Linked DNA regions of Homo sapiens: regions 2 and 3 are each linked to region 1. Evidence: chromatin contacts called from ENCODE Hi-C or POLR2A ChIA-PET data. All regions are on one chromosome and are shown on one strand. Each heading gives the region's core, a stretch centred on a gene start or an enhancer-like site at or near the end of the contact. The rest is flanking DNA. Distances are from core to core; before and after follow the strand shown.

Evidence for each region. A loop is a pair of places that touch in the nucleus more often than their neighbours do. ChIA-PET counts read pairs that join two places held with the same protein, here RNA polymerase II (POLR2A). Pooled maps may share reads with other maps.
Region 2: a pooled map shows a loop between it and region 1 (15-fold over the local background). The contact joins the promoter of NLK here to the promoter of ZNF207 in region 1. A Hi-C loop is called at or near these places in 4 of 50 pooled maps. POLR2A ChIA-PET finds 5 or more read pairs at or near these places in 2 of 52 experiments (T-cell and activated CD4-positive, alpha-beta T cell).
Region 3: a map of CD8-positive, alpha-beta T cell shows a loop between it and region 1 (13-fold over the local background). The contact joins the promoter of POLDIP2 here to the promoter of ZNF207 in region 1. A Hi-C loop is called at or near these places in 1 of 168 maps with a recorded cell type or tissue (CD8-positive, alpha-beta T cell) and 5 of 50 pooled maps. POLR2A ChIA-PET finds 5 or more read pairs at or near these places in 1 of 52 experiments (activated T-cell).

What each region holds. Positions count from the first base shown.
Region 1 is chr17:32,348,228-32,353,292 of GRCh38, reverse strand. ZNF207 (zinc finger protein 207) reads right to left here and starts at 3,136. Exons shown (of 12, transcript NM_001098507.2): 1 at 2,967-3,136; 2 at 1,381-1,507. The coding sequence starts at 3,007. MIR632 (microRNA 632) reads right to left here and starts at 3,184; the gene lies at 3,091-3,184. It also overlaps a transcript of C17orf75 not described here. RefSeq lists enhancers at 370-879, 3,047-3,396, 3,567-3,686.
Region 2 is chr17:28,040,680-28,045,744 of GRCh38, reverse strand. It overlaps NLK (nemo like kinase), which reads right to left and starts at 3,068. Exons shown (of 11, transcript NM_016231.5): 1 at 2,414-3,068. The coding sequence starts at 2,871. LOC105371709 (a long non-coding RNA gene) reads left to right here and starts at 4,025. Exons shown (of 3, transcript XR_934637.4): 1 at 4,025-4,148; 2 at 4,341-4,519. It overlaps LOC102724517 (a long non-coding RNA gene), which reads right to left and starts at 2,407. Exons shown (of 2, transcript XR_001752820.2): 1 at 1-2,407. RefSeq lists silencers at 3,681-3,910, 3,931-4,160 and an enhancer at 4,328-4,622.
Region 3 is chr17:28,353,712-28,358,776 of GRCh38, reverse strand. It overlaps POLDIP2 (DNA polymerase delta interacting protein 2), which reads left to right and starts at 1,250. Exons shown (of 11, transcript NM_015584.5): 1 at 1,250-1,489; 2 at 2,901-2,982; 3 at 4,192-4,289; 4 at 4,986-5,065. The coding sequence starts at 1,329. VMA12 (vacuolar ATPase assembly factor VMA12) reads right to left here and starts at 1,130. Exons shown (of 6, transcript NM_152464.3): 1 at 896-1,130. The coding sequence starts at 1,106. RefSeq lists enhancers at 873-972, 1,085-1,850 and a silencer at 1,163-1,552.

The DNA of each region.
Region 1 (5,065 bases), core at 1,887-4,386:
AATGTTGAATGAGACATGAAGGTACTTACTAGATCTTAAAAAATATAAATTACAATGCTCTCGCTATTTATTAAAAGAACTTTAAAAACCTAGAAATTATTGTCATTATTATTATTATTGAGACAGAGTCTCACCCTGTTGCCCAGGCTGGAATGCAGTGGCACCATCTCAGCTCACTGCAACCTCTGCCTCCAGGGTTCAAATGATTCTCTTGCCTCAGCCTCCCCAGTAGCCAGGATTACAGGCCCATGCCACCACACCCGGCTAATTTTTGTATCTTTAGTAGAGATGGGGTTTCACCATGTTGGTCAGGCTGTCTTGAACTCCTGACCTTGTGATCCGCCCACCTTGGCCTCCCAAAGCGCTGGGATTACAGGCGTGAGCCACCGCGCCCAGCCGAAACCTAGAAATTATTAAATGAAATACAATTCTGGGCTGGCACAATGGCTCATGCCCATAATCCCAGGGCTTTGGGAGAACGAGGCAGGAAGACGGCTAGAACCCAGGAATATGAGGCTGCAGTGAGCCATAACCATGTCACTGCAATCCAGCCTGGGCCACAGAGCAAGGCCATCTCTTAAAAACAAAAGCAAAAAGTACAATGCTGCCATTCCAAAAGAAGTCCAATAAATAAATTGCTGAAATTAGCCTAGCCCCAAGCTACAGATAATAACAGATCCTTCAATGGCAGTGAGTAATGACTGCTAATTAAGTATTAATTCTTAAGGCCAGACCACCTACAAAATCTAAATCGCTGATCCTTGTTCTCTGCTCCAAGTACTCAGGAAATATTTAGTGATTTCGATATGTTACCAATCTAACCTAGTAAGGTACTATCAAACTAAATACAAATACAAACCCTCTTTAAACATAAAAAGCCAGTTTTGTTTATTGTCTTGATGGCTATCGAACAAATTTTTTGTTTTTTTTAATGCTGATTGGCTATCTTATCTTTTGCAGTAAGTAAGTGAACAAAAAAAAAACAAAACTACAGTTGTCAGAGAAATAAATGATTATTCTTTCGGCCAGGCGCGGTGGCTCACGCCTGTAATCCCAGCACTCTGGGAGGCCCAGGTGGGTGGATCACCTGAGGTCAGGAGTTCGAGACCAGCCTGGCCAACATGGTGAAACCCCAGTCTCTACTAAAAATACAAAAAATTAGCCGGGCATGGTGGCGGCTGCCTGTAGTCCCAACTACTCCGGAGGCTGAGGCAGAAGAATAGCTTGAACCCGAGAGGCAGAGGTTGCAGTGGGCCGAGATTGCACCACTGCACTCCAGCTTGGGCGACAAGACCGAAACTCAAAAAAATAAAAAAGATTATTCTTTCAAGTTGTTTCCAAATCACAAGCGGACAATAAATACAGAAGAAAAATCCTTACCTGCATGCAATGAATAGCTAAGCCAGGTCCTGTATACAATTTCTTGTGACATATATGGCATTTAAAATGCTTTGCTTTTTGGTGCTGAATAAGGATCTTCTCATCATCAAAATCTCTATTACAATACCTGATCAATACTGTTAAGGCACAAAGACAGCCTAATGATGACACTGCCTATAATAAAAACATATGGATAACATTACAATATGGGAACAGCTAAAACCAAAATGGTACTGTATAGAAACTCTGCTTTTTATATTTATTACACAATTAGGGACTACACTTGCCATGTTATTTCAGTATTTTCAATTTCCTAGAAGGCCAGCTCTCTTCACCACCCCAAAAAACACATCTCAATAATCAGCAATATACTTTGTCAAATTCCTGTGTTTAACAGAGATGTCGGTGAAACTTTTGTTATAAATATTTCAACATTTACAAATGCACACTGAGGACAGGAAAGAGTTCAGTTAAGAAATCCCTAAGGTTCTGTCAAGACAATTACTTCACTAGATATGAAGACGATAGCAATAACTGGATTAGGAATTTAGCAATATTTAGAATCTAAGAGTAACTATATGGTGAACAATAATCACATAATTTCGAATGAACAATCCATAAAGTTGTTTCCAATTCCGTATGAATTTATGTTGCCAAGCAATGTATTTAAATTCACAGATCAATAAAATCAATAAAGCAGAATTCTTACATCAATAAAACAGAATTCTTACCTCACTACTCAGATTTTCCTAAAATCACATTACAAAATTCGTAACCGTATTTAAGCTATTTTTAAAACTGTTACATAAACGCAGTACTGTAACAAGCCGCCTTTACGTACAAAACAGTAAATAAAATCAATTTTAATGTAAAGAATATTAACGCTTCCAGAAAAAGCATTAATACCACACTGTAGTAAGAGTTTTCCTAATAAGATAGGCACTTTTTAGTCCTACAAAGTTGGGTAACAGAAACTCCGCCCTGTGAGAACGCTTCCTGAAGATTAAGGCGCCTCTGGGTGAGACACGGAAGCTAGTTCTCCTCCCGCCCCGAAAAGAAAAAAAAAAAAAAAAAGGTTCGAAACCAGGGTTGACTAACTTGGTTCTTTACTAAACCGCCAATTCGAAAAAATAAACACAAAACACACATAAAGTAAATAAAAACAGAAAAAGTGGGTGACAGACTGTGAAGCTGTCCCCAACCCTCCATGAAAGTAATAAGCCTATCGCACTCGAAGAAAAGTCCCTTGTTGAATCGTCACCAAAACAACGGAAGGTGGCTGAATAGTCCCTAGGGGACACTGTCCCTGGCGGAGGGGTCCAGGCCGCCTCCCGGAGTCCAAAATTCGCACCGAACAAGATCCTCCTGAGTCACAGAGTCACACGACCCACAACTGCAAAAGCCTGTCGACCTCGGAACCCCATTTTCCTAGAAGCCTTCCCAAGTCCAATCCCAGCCACCAGGCCACCCACGCAGACGCCTAAATACAAACGCTCCACGCCGTAAGCCAAATCCAGGCCTCCTAGTCCCAGGCCCCAACAACCGGCACCCCAACGCGACCTCGACTTCAAACCGACAAAGGATACCAGCACCACGGCTTCAGCTGCTTCTTCTTCTTGCGACCCATAACTGTGTTCTACCGGCAAAGTAAAAGGGAGGAGAAAAGAAGCAGGAGAAACGAGGCCAAAAATCCCTCACTTTCCCAACCCAACGGCTACCACCACGTCCCACAGGAAGCAGACACAAAATGGCCGACGGCCTCGTTCCCCGCTCCGCCTCCCGTCAAGCACTGCGGTAGGAGGCGGAGCCAAGAAGGGGAGGGTCACATGACGCAGACCTCCGCCCTGAGTGGGTGGGACTAAGAGGCGCGAAGAGGTGGCAGCCATCTTGTCCGTTTCAGAGTTTTTCGCTTTCGCTGGCTGTGCTTGCGGAGCACTTTGGGTTTCATTTGTAAAGGAGCCGGAGCCCCAGGTACGCTAAGGGGCATGCGAATGGAAAACAGAAAACAAAAAAACGGAAAAGATTGCCAGTGCAGTTAGGGCCGATCACAAATAAAGATAGAGACAGCGCCCAATTTTAATTTTGTTTCAATTGAACAGTAAATGTTGATTATGTGCCTATTAAATGCTAAACCAAATAAGTTAGTCTCTGCTTTGTAACTCGCAGATTGGTGACAGACGAGTACACAATGCAGAGTTCTCAGTGCGGCGTTGAGGGAAATGCGAAGTGCTGTAGGACCTCAGAGAGCGGGAGTCCTAGGGCGGCTGTAGTGGTAGTGGTCGTTGGGTTGTCAAGTAAAGTTTTGTTTTTCTTTGTTTTGTTTTATTTTTCTGAGACCAAGTCTCGCTCTGTCTCCCAGGCTGGAGTGCAGCGGCGCGATCTCTGCTCACTGCAACCTCCGTCTCCCGGGTTCAAGCGATTCTCCTACCTCAGCCTCCCGAGTAGCTGGGACTGCAGGCCCGCGCCACCAAGCCCGGCTAATTTTTGTATTTTTAGTAGAATGGGGTTTCACCATGTTAGCGAGGCTGGTCTCGAACTCCTGGGCTCAAGTGATCCGCCCGCCTCGGCCTCCCAAAGTGCTGGATTGCAGGCTTGAGCCGCTGCGCCCGACATAAGAAAGGTTTCTTGAGGAGTCAACGGGAGCAAGCAAGGTGAAGGAAAGGGTATCTCCGTAAGGGAGCAAAGAGTTTAAGTCTTTGAGGCTGGGCACGTGAAAAACTAATCGTGGTAAGACTGGAGCTGATAGCCGGGCGCGGTTGCTCACGCCAGTAATCCCAACACTATGGGCCAAGGCCGAGGCAGGCGGATCACTTGAGGTCAGGAGTTCGAGACCAGCCTGGCCGACATGGTGAAACCCTGTCTCTACTAAAAATACAAAAATTAGCCAGGCGTAGTGGCAGGCGCCTGTAACCTCAGCTACTCGGGAGAATGAGGCAGGAGAATCACTTGGACCTGGGAGGTGAAGGTTGCAGTGAGCCGAGATCTCGCCATTGCATTCCAGCCTGGGTGACAGAGTGAGACTCCGTCTCAAAAAAAAAAAAAAAAGACTGGAGCTGTCAGTGAAGGTGCTGGTCACAAGAGATAATCCTAGGGAGGCTAGCAAAGGCGGGTTCTGGCGAACCCTAGAAGCATTCTCAGAAGTTGGATTTCAGCTGAAGTCTCTGAGAAGGCACAGTGGTTCTAAGAGGGCAACTGGAGGATCATGCAAGTGAGAGGTGGTTAAAAGTCCAGTGCTTGGGTTCATAGTCCACCAGTGCCACTGCTTAGCTGCCTGACTTTGGGCAAGGCAGTTAAACTTCATCTTGGCTGCACTTAAAACAGAGCTTAGCATATAATAATAACTAGTAATGTAAATTATGTTACTATTAAAAGCAAAAAATAATAGCAGACATCCATGGAGCACCTACCGTGTGCCAAGCATTGTAGTGAGTTTTAACATTATTTGTCTCAGCCTCTGGGGTAGGAGCCATTATTGTCAACTTGTTAATAGAGATGAGATAAAAGAGACTTAAGAGAGCTGGAATAATTTGCCCCAAAACACAAAGTATGTGTGGAGCTGAATTAAATTTGAATTTTAAAGGATCAGTTTGGGCTGTGCGCAGTGGCTCACACCTGTAATCCCAGCACTGTGGGAGGCTGAGGCGGGTGGATCACCTGAGATCAGGAGTTGAAGACCAGCCTGGCC
Region 2 (5,065 bases), core at 1,819-4,318, 4.3 Mb after region 1:
GGTTTTCAAATCTCTAAACAGTCTTACTTAGGTCATACAACAGTTAAATTTCAAATATAATAAGGAATTCAGACAGCAAGTCATTGACATGTAAATATAAAAATAGAAAAGCATTTGCATACTAAAACATACACCTGGAACTCTTTCCTTTTTCATACCAAATTGTATTTCACCTGTAACAGCTGATGAAAACACTCAATGCAGTTAACTAGAAAAACTTGGTTAAAAAAACAAAGACCCGAATCACGTGATAACACAGGAGGACGGCCATCCACAAGCCAAGCAGAGGGGCCTCAAAAGAAACCAAACCTGTACCTTGATATTGGATTTCTAGCCTCCAGAACTGTGAGAAATAATTTTCTGTTGTTTAAGCCAAAACAAAGAAGGACCTGACTAGATCAATTAACCAAGCAGCAAAGATGCCAAAGCACTGTGCTAGGCGCTGAGGAGAAAAGGATTACTACAGTAGACAATCCTTACCCTCAAGGGGCTTACGAATGTAGTCAGTGACACAAGACAAACCTGAAGTAAGATGGTGCACAGAGGTGTACTTTAAGTACATGAGACAAACTCCATAGGTGGTAGAGCAGTCAATCAATTAAAAACCTCTAGAATGGCTTCAAACCAAATATATGTGGGCTTTCAGATATCAAAGATTCATAGTACCCACTAGCAGAACGTTTGCTGTGTGAGATGTTTCAGCACTCCAGTTCTTTATTGCCCCCTTCCTTAAAAAAATAAATAAATAAAATAAAAACTGCTACAAGTCACATCACTTTTTGATAGAAATGTAAGTGAAAAATGCCTTTTGAATATATTCAAGAATGCTGCAACCCATTTCCCTTTCAGTATCCCTAGTTTTTAGCATTGTATGTAAGGCACTAAAAAAGAAAGTAAGCATCCAGATCTAAGAAGATCCAAACAAGTGCTAAAAGTTATTAGTAAATCAATGACAAAATTTAAACCAAGGAACAACCGTTTTCCTGTCTGTTCCATCCCCCAACCAAAGCTTGGAAATCCTCAAGAGTTAGGCAAGGATAAGTTCACAGTTAAATCTCTGAGATAGTCTGTGGAAGGGAAGAGAGGAAGGCAGGAACAGGCAGGTCCCTGAGCAGAATGACCAAGGCACCATTACCAGCTATACTCTTTTCCACCTTGAATCCCACACACCTTGAAGAAAGGACCACGCTGCAGCAGAAACTTCCTTGGGGACTAGCTGAGAAAACACTGGACTCTACTAGTTTTTTTAAAAAATGGATGAGATCACTTAGCAGCCTAGATTATCAAATCTGAAATATAAATAAGATGGCCAGTTAAAATGCATAAACAATGCACCCATCAATTTTAGCCTCAAAAACAATGACGAAAGGAGATATTTACCGGGCTAGTTCCAAAGAGTTCATTTTCCTGTGGTAATGGGCGCTTTTCTCGGGAGTAACAATTTTTGAATGCACTGAAAATATCAATTCATCTATCCAAAGTGGAATCATTAGTCCTTGGGAGAAAACCCAGTTCATTCTAGTTTTGATAGGAACAAACATATTTTATTATAAACTACTAATCTTTCTAAGGTTAGACCAAATAGACCAAAATGTTATATTTAAGAAGCCCTTAGGCTTTTACAAATATCCTAGCACTAGCAAAGGTAGGGTCATTTGTTAAAAAAGTATTATTTCCTACTACAGCAACTGACCAACAGATAACAGCAACTTAAGAGGCACTAAATGACACTAAAACATTACACTGAATGTGGGCCACTGCATAGCTAGTCTACTAACCTCATTTGTGGTACTCATGTGTGATGCTATATTTAATGCATTCTTATCAAAAGGCTACAGCTACATACTTCTCAACTGTAGCTTTATGGTTTAAAATAAACCACTCAAGCAATGATCTTAACTGGTTCAACTATGAATCCTATCTTTCTTCTGGAGATCAAGATCACAAAATAAGTGAAAAGACAGAAAGGACAGGAAAGTAGTTATGCAAAGTATATCCTAATGACAAGAGTATTATAAAGGAATTCAGTCTGGATCAGGTGCTAACACTTAATGCCACAGGGCCACTGAATCAAACACACGAGATGACCAAGGTCTTCGTAGGAATTAGTATTGCATACATTCATCTACTGATCCTGTGTTCAGTGGCTTGCTTAGGTTCTAATAGAAAAGTTTGGTAGACAGCACACTTATGTGTGTTGCTCATGAGAAGGCGCTCCACCAAAACTTGCCATGAGCCTAGACAGCCAATGCATTAGGCCTCTTTACCACATAAGTGAGGGTGGCTTCCTACAGTTGGGTTGAGAAGCTTGCTGCACCTTGGTCAACATGGAGACAACCATTAGAGATGGACTCATCCAATGACAACCAACAGAAGAAACCATGAGAGGTTGTGTTTTTCTTTGGATACTCACCAGACAACACCAAAGGCTCCATATCCAATAGGTCTATCCGGCTCAATATCCAGCTGCTGCTGTGGATGATGCGAGTGCTGATGATGGTGCGCCTTAACTGTAGCAGCTGCGGCAGCCTGTACCTGAGCTGGGGCTGCTGCAGCTGGTCCAGGAGCCTGCCCCGGTGCCGGTGATGGGAAATATGGCTGTTGTTGCCCAGGGTTTAACATGGCTGCAGCTGCAGCCGCTGCTGCGGCTGCCGCAGCTGCCGAAGAGGTGTGCTGCTGTACAGGGTGTACAGCGGCAGCCGACCCCGGATGAAGATGGTGTTGAGGGTGGTGGTGGTGGTGCAGGTGAGGAGGAGGGAGGTGTGGAAGGTGGTGGTGATGGTGGTGGTGGTGACCTGCTGCTGCTGCAGATGTACCGCCATTGTAAGCCGCCATCATTTTTGCGTTGGCTCTTGCGCCACAAAGAGACATTCAAAATAAATGCCCTTTGATTGGAAAGCAAACTGGGTCAAGCTGTCATTTGGCCATTTAAAAATGAAGAAAAACCACTCACTCCACCTCAAAAAACATAGAGCTTTATGTCTTCATCAGTCAATCCAAACAAGTTAGAGGATCTTGGTGTTTAATTTTGGGGTGAGCGTGTGTGGAAGGGTGTGGGTTGCCAAAAGGAAAAAAAAGGGAAAAAAGAAAAGAAAAAGGAAAAAAGGACCCCTTCCCCCCAGGATTCCTGCCACAAGTGGGTACTAAAACTCCATTCTTAATTTGGGGGAGGTTCCAACTTTGAATGTGGGAATAAAGGCCAAACCTCCCGACCCCCTGAACTCCACACACGAAAAGGATCAGGTAACACACCACCCTTGGAATCTTGAAAGAGGGTTGACTCATCTACCCCTTCCATTCCCACATCCTTTTCTAAACACCTACCACCTCCTCAAAAACAGGATTAAAAAAAATTCCCACCACCCTAAATGGAGAAGATGGGGGGAAATTTTCTGGGAAACCAGCTTCCAGCTTCCCCCCCCCCGAACTCTCAGGCCTTCCTACATCTCCCCCTACTCCTAGTCAGGTTGACCTGATTGGGGAGGGGGGGCGGGGGTTCCAAACTTTCCTGGGCAGAATAAGCCAGGGAAGGAGGCTGGAGTGAGGAGAGGAGGCGACAGCAGGACAGAGAGGAGAAAGAGAGCCGGGGCAAAAGTGAAGGGAAGGAGGTGCAGGGAGGAATGAAAGATGTGGGCAGCGCTCGGACGCCCAGACGGAGGGAACCGCCCCGGGAGAAGGTTAGGGTCCCGGGGCCAAAGAACAGGAGCCCCGGGAGGCGGGCGGGGTACGGTCGGAAGCGGGCTGACTCCTGCCCCCGCCGCCGGCTGCTTCTGCTGAGGAGGGTTGGGGGGGAGAGCGGGTGGGTCCCCCGCGCAACGGCCCCGCAGGGCTCAAGGCTGCTCCGTCTCCCCCCCTCCCCCCCACCCGGCTTCCGTCCCCGCGGCCGCTTTCTCCTCAGCCGCCGCGGCCGCCTTCTCCTCAGCCGCCGCCTCCTCAGCCGCCGGTTCCGCCGCGGCCGGACTCACCTCCCCTAGCAAAGCCGGATAGAGCGGAGCCAGCGTCGGACACGCGCAACCAGCCGCCGAGGCCCCGCCCCCGCCTTGCACGGACCGGCTGCCCTAGCCAATCCACGCCCACCTGTCCGCCACCGCCTCCAATCCTGGGCCAGGAGCTTCAGACAGGCGCACTGTTCGGCCAGTGGCAACAAGGTGTGGGTCTTCCGGGGAAATCCCGCCCCCGATCCGGGATGGGCAGATAGAAAGACCAATCAAAGGCAGAGTTTGGCTTGACCGACAAGGCTTAAAGCCAATTAAAAAGCAAAGATCTTTGTGACATTTTTCTTTCGCCTCTCTCCTCTTTTCTTCTTCTTCTTTTATTATTTATTTTTTTTTTTTTGGCAGGAGCAGGAAGCTGCGTGGTAATCCCGCCTGCAAAAGCTGGAAGAGAGGGGCGGAACGAAAGAACCAATCATGAGCCAGAGACAAAGAACAGAGTAACCAATCCTTGGGTTGAAAATGAAGTGGGATGGAACCTGGGCCAAATAGACACTTGAAAAAACAAATGGAAAAAAAAGGTTGATGTAAGTCCCACCCTTTAGATCTCCTATAGGACAGGATTGTGGAGAATTTGCTGTCATATCGAGACAACCTCTTCAAGGGGCGGGGCTTAGGGAAGGGGTGGGGTCTTAAAGTGGGCGGGACCTAGACGAAGAAGGCGGAGTCCAAATCATCACTGGTCCACTGATCCGAGATGTCCAATATCCCACTTAAGATGTAAAGTGTGGGGTAAAAAATAGGGGAAGAAAAAGGGAATGTTGAGCTTCAGAAACTCAAGGTCCAAGGTCACTCAACAAGAAGACAAAGGAAACTCAAAAGACTGACAGAAACTCAGTAGACTGACAGTTCGTAGTCTACGGCCGGTCCTCTCCATAGTTAATCCTGATCTTGGCAAAAAGAGGAGGAATCTCTGGCATTCAGAACTCCACTGTCGACAAATGATAAAGCTGTTGGTGCAAATTAAAACAAAAAAAGTAAACTTGACCACAAAAATAATAATTTTCCTCTATCTTTCTTTCTTAACAGGGTCACATTCTGTCACCCAGGCTAGACTGCAGTGGCACAGTCCT
Region 3 (5,065 bases), core at 1-2,500, 4.0 Mb after region 1:
ATTGAAAAGAATTTTGGATAATTCCATGTAGGTATCTCCCAGTGCTGCGCAGGTGACTTTAGCTGTCAGCTCTCAATTATCCTGCCAGTGTTATAACTAACAAGTAAGCCATTTACTTGTGCCTTTGGGTTAGATCAGTTCTGTGGCCACAACAGCTCTTCCCTAAATAAGTTTAGGTCATAGTGATGCTAAATGCTCAGAGGACACTAATACTAGGCAATCTCTTTCTAAGGTCCTTTCTAGTTCTAATAATTGAGCAGTCTACCCTTTGCACTTCTGGCTGGTCTATGTTACTTCTGGCAAAATACCTTATGTGCTAGTTTGTCCTGTTCCTTCCCTTTACACATAAGGGAACTGAGGCCCAGCGAGGAGAAATGACTCCTTCAAAGGATTAGTGACAGAGCTAGGACTGGAACTCACATGCTACTCTCAGGCCAGATCTTTCAACACAGCTTTTGCCATCCTATATTAAAAAAACAAACAAACAAAACAAAGTATCAGATTTCACCACTCTTGCTTTTGAGGTGGAAAGAAATCCGGATTCCTACAAGCTCACTATGCTAAGCTGATTCCTAAAGTGGAGAAAAAGAAGAGACAAAACCTGTGATATTTGTATTTGGTAAAAACCTAGACTTTCTCAAGGGTGAATTGGGCCTAGGTGTGCCTGGAAGTGAAGAGGGGGCTCTCAAAAGAGCAGAAACTGCACAAGCAAATTTGTCATCCACGAGAAATTCCCATGGGAGTTAAGAAAGTGGGTGGCCCTGGGATTTATGGAGTGACTCTTGACTTGTCTAGATGAGTGCTCCGTAGAAGAAGGGGAATGATGGGAAAAGACCTCAGGAGGGAATCGATCTGGACACAAGGAGGGGACCCCGGACTGGAGACTGGGGCTCACCCCTTTCTCTCAGATGCTGGTGCAGATCCCGGATGAGACGGAAAGAAACCAAGCGTTGGGGGCCACTGGAGCTATCACCGCCCTTGTGCTTCTTCCCCAGCGCGGCCTCAAGCTCGGCCCGCAGCTTTCGGGGTAGCCGCTCTGGCTCCAGCTCCCCGCCGGGGCCCAAAGCACGCACCAATCGCTCGCCCGCAAGCAAAGAGGACGCCATATCTAGCCGGCTCTCCGGTCAGGTGACCCCAACCCGGACTTCCGCCCGCCGCGCGCCGGAAGTAACGCTAAGCGCACCGGAAGTTGCTCTGAGCTCCGGGGTGGGACCAGGCGGGCCAAGAGGGCCGGGACGCCGCGCGGGGCAGTGTGGGACTGGGGCGGAACGCCGCCCGGCCGCGGGTCGGGCTCTGTGTCAGCAGCCGGGCGGGCGCTCGGGCGGGACATGGCAGCCTGTACAGCCCGGCGGGCCCTGGCCGTGGGCAGCCGCTGGTGGTCCCGGTCGCTGACTGGGGCCCGGTGGCCAAGGCCGCTCTGTGCGGCGGCCGGAGCTGGAGCCTTCTCGCCAGCGTCGACCACGACGACGCGGAGGCACCTCTCGTCCCGGTGAGGGACGGAGCCAGGGGGCGCGAGGAACTGGGCCTGGAGCCCAGAGAGCGTGTTCCTAGCCAGTGCGGAGGCCAGGGGCCCGGGCCTGCTGAGGGTGACTGGAGTTTGACCCGGGAGAGGGTCCCGAGCAGGGAGCCGACCTGCGCTGTCTGGGACATGTGCCAGGAGCAGGGAAGCCAGCGCGGCCCAGAGCCCTGGTTGTACAGGGCTGGCCCTGGGGGGGAACAGGTTACCCTCCCCAAGTGAATCCTACTTCCCCGGCTGGGGTCCCCAGCACCGATGTCAGAGGGAAGCTTTTTAATTCAGCCCTAGGGCATTGGCTTGAACCCTCAGCCTTTGGATTTGGTGAAGGTCTGCCTCAGAAAGATGCTAGAGGTGGGAAACGAGACTCTTGGGTGTGGACCCTCGTAGGCCCCAGGTTTCCAAGTGACTTTGGGGAGATCGATTTTCTATCTGTGACTTGGGGAAGGGGGTTTGAGGCCATGGGGATGGTGTGGAAACTGTTTCCACGGATGGGACAGGCGGATCAAATGGGCTGGTGGATCAGTGGGAGGAAGCATAAAGTTCACATCTTCAAAACAGTAAAAACAGCCTTTATTTGAAGGGCCCCTAGAAAGAGCAGCCCTGTTCAGAGTGGTGACTGACATTTTAGTGGCTGATATTAGACACTGAACATTGGGGAGAGATGATAGCTATTTGCAATTTAAGACCCCTGTGAGAATATGAACAAAAACGGTATTGAGAGAGCGATGTGCCGTAGGAAATCTAGAGATGTTTAAGCTTTTCAAGGGCAATGTAAGGGCTACAGGTTAGAGGGGGAGATGGACATGGAATTATAATACAGGACAAATATTTTTTGAGCACCTCTTGTACACTAGGCTCTGAGGGGGCAGTACCAGCTAATCAGACTCAGGCATTGCTCCCAGGGAATTTACAGTATTTAATAAAGATAAGACATGGACACAACTGAAATGTAAAGGGAGCAGGATATTGTTTGATGACTTGTGATATAGAAAATGTAAGAAAAGAAGAAAAAAAGATACTCCCCTTCTAAAAAAATTGAAAAAGTGAGCAAGACAGTTAAAGTGCTGTGGGAGGTCAGGAGGGTGGGTTAGGGAAGAAACAAGGGCAGGGGTACATTTGAGCAGAGTGTGAGGGCATGATATGAAGAATGCCCAGTGAAGAGAGAAGACAGTAGTATGGGAGCGGTCACATCTAACACTGGGAGACTGTGGAGGTTTTCACCAAGGAGGAGGAAAGCCTTTCCTGCTCCAGCTGGTCCCACTACCCCAAACCCTTCTCTGCTGTCATCGCCCTGGCCCCTCAGTATCCTAGGAGCTTTTTCTTATGGATAACTACCATTACCTTCTCAGCTTTTCTGTTGCTTGTTCTTTTCCTTCCTACTCAGAAACCGACCAGAGGGCAAAGTGTTGGAGACAGTTGGTGTGTTTGAGGTGCCAAAACAGAATGGAAAATATGAGACCGGGCAGGTGAGTATTGGGCTGGGTCATCTTTCATTTTCATAGAGTGCTCTGCTTCTGAAAAAAGTCAGATTAGGTCACAGGCCTGCATGGTATGGTGTTCCATTCATTCCACCTTGATGTTTGGTGCCATTCCAGAATCAAATTTGTATTCATTTTTTATTTTATTTATTTATTTTATTTATTTATTTTTTGTGAGACGGAGTTTCAGTCTTGTTGCCCAGGCTGGAGTGCAATGGCATGGTCTCGGCTCACTGCAAGCTCCACCTCCTGGGTTTAAGCAGTTCTCCTACCTCAGCCTCCCTAGTAGCTGGGATTACAAGCATGCGCCACCACACTTGGCTAATTTTGTACTTTTAGTGGAGATGCGGTTTCTCCATGTTGGTCAGGCTGGTCTCGAGCTCCCGACCTCAGGTGATCCACCTGCCTTGGCCTCCCAAAGTCCTGGGATTACTGGCGTGAGCCACCGCACCCAGCCCAGAATCAAATTTTTATAGATAGGGTTTCTGTTCTCCTGGATTTGAATGCACTTAATGTGTCAGTGGGTTCTCTTTCCAAGTTAATGTGGACAGGGATGGTGTGGACTATAGTGAGGTTTAGCCAAGTTGCTGAAGATTTCTCTAACATAGTGGATGGTGGGAAGCCGTGGAGGGAGCTTTCAGAAAAGTATACCTTTGATGCTTTGCCGTAATAAAATTGACTTCAGTGTGGTAAACTCTGGATGTGTGGTTCTTTTTCTATATCAGCTTTGTTCTGGGTCCACTGGGATAGATTTAGGCCCTTCTAGGATATTGTAGGTAAGGAAGACTTTTTGTTTGTTCAACATTTTATTTTTCTGTGTGCCTACAATGGACTAGGCATTGTGCATTAGGGTTAAATCAGAAAGCAAAGTAGACATGATTCCTGCTATTGTGGAGTTTCTAGTCTAGAAAAGAACGATTTGCAAATGGCCAATAGCTGTACATTGTGCTAAGTGGAAGGGAGGTCAGGGAAGGCTTCCTGGAGGCCTAAGCTTTTACCTAAAGGATGAGTAGAGTCAGCCAGGTAAAGAAGAAATAAGAGTGTTCCAGCATTGGTCTGGTTGATCACAGACTTCAAGGGAAGAGGTAGCAAGACCTTGTGCTGGAGTTGCCTCCACCTGTGTTGCTTTGTGGTCTGGGGCCCACCTGGATGGATTTGCTGGACTGCAGACTCACTGAGGCCCCTCTTTCCTTCCAGCTTTTCCTTCATAGCATTTTTGGCTACCGAGGTGTCGTCCTGTTTCCCTGGCAGGCCAGACTGTATGACCGGGATGTGGCTTCTGCAGCTCCAGAAAAGTAAGTTTCCCTGTGGTTGTGCCTCACAGTATCCTCAGGAGGAGATGGCAGACATATGTAATTGGGGTACTAGGGGTGAAGACAGCGTCCTCCTAGGCCTTGGAAACATCCCCAGAGTACTTCTCTGGGACTAAGACCCATGGAGACAAAAGTGCTGAGTGCCAGGGATAGTCTAAGTCAGAGAGTCCCTTTAGGCCTCCTCAGAATGCTTTCCTAAGCCATTCCTAATTTTCATTATGAGTATCCCAGAGGGCATTTGGGGGACAAGTCTTCTTGATTTCTTGATGTTCAGCTGGAGTCTTTCCCTCAATCTCACATCATCCCTAGAATACATTAAAACAGAAAAGGTTCAGCCCCATTAAGTGATCACAGACAGTCCCTGGGATATAAGAAGACAAGAGTACTCTGGGCCCTGGGGACTGAGGTGGCAATTTGATTTTCTCAACATGGCCCCCTTCTTTTAAGAGGTATCCACACGGTCAGATGATGGCTCCATACCATGGTCTTCCATGCTCTATTATTTGCCCCAACTGAGGAGCAGCTGAGCTGAGGTGCTGCAGAGCAGGTGTCCAGCTGGTGCTAAAGCCCCTTTAGATCAGAGACCAGCCTGTTTAGGTGAGGAGGAGTAGGGAGCTGAGTCAGCCACAGCTTCCATTTCTCCTGGGGTGATCTTGGCCTCCTTCTCCCACCCCATAGAGCAGAGAACCCTGCTGGCCATGGCTCCAAGGAGGTGAAAGGCAAAACTCACACTTACTATCAGGTGCTGATTGATGCTC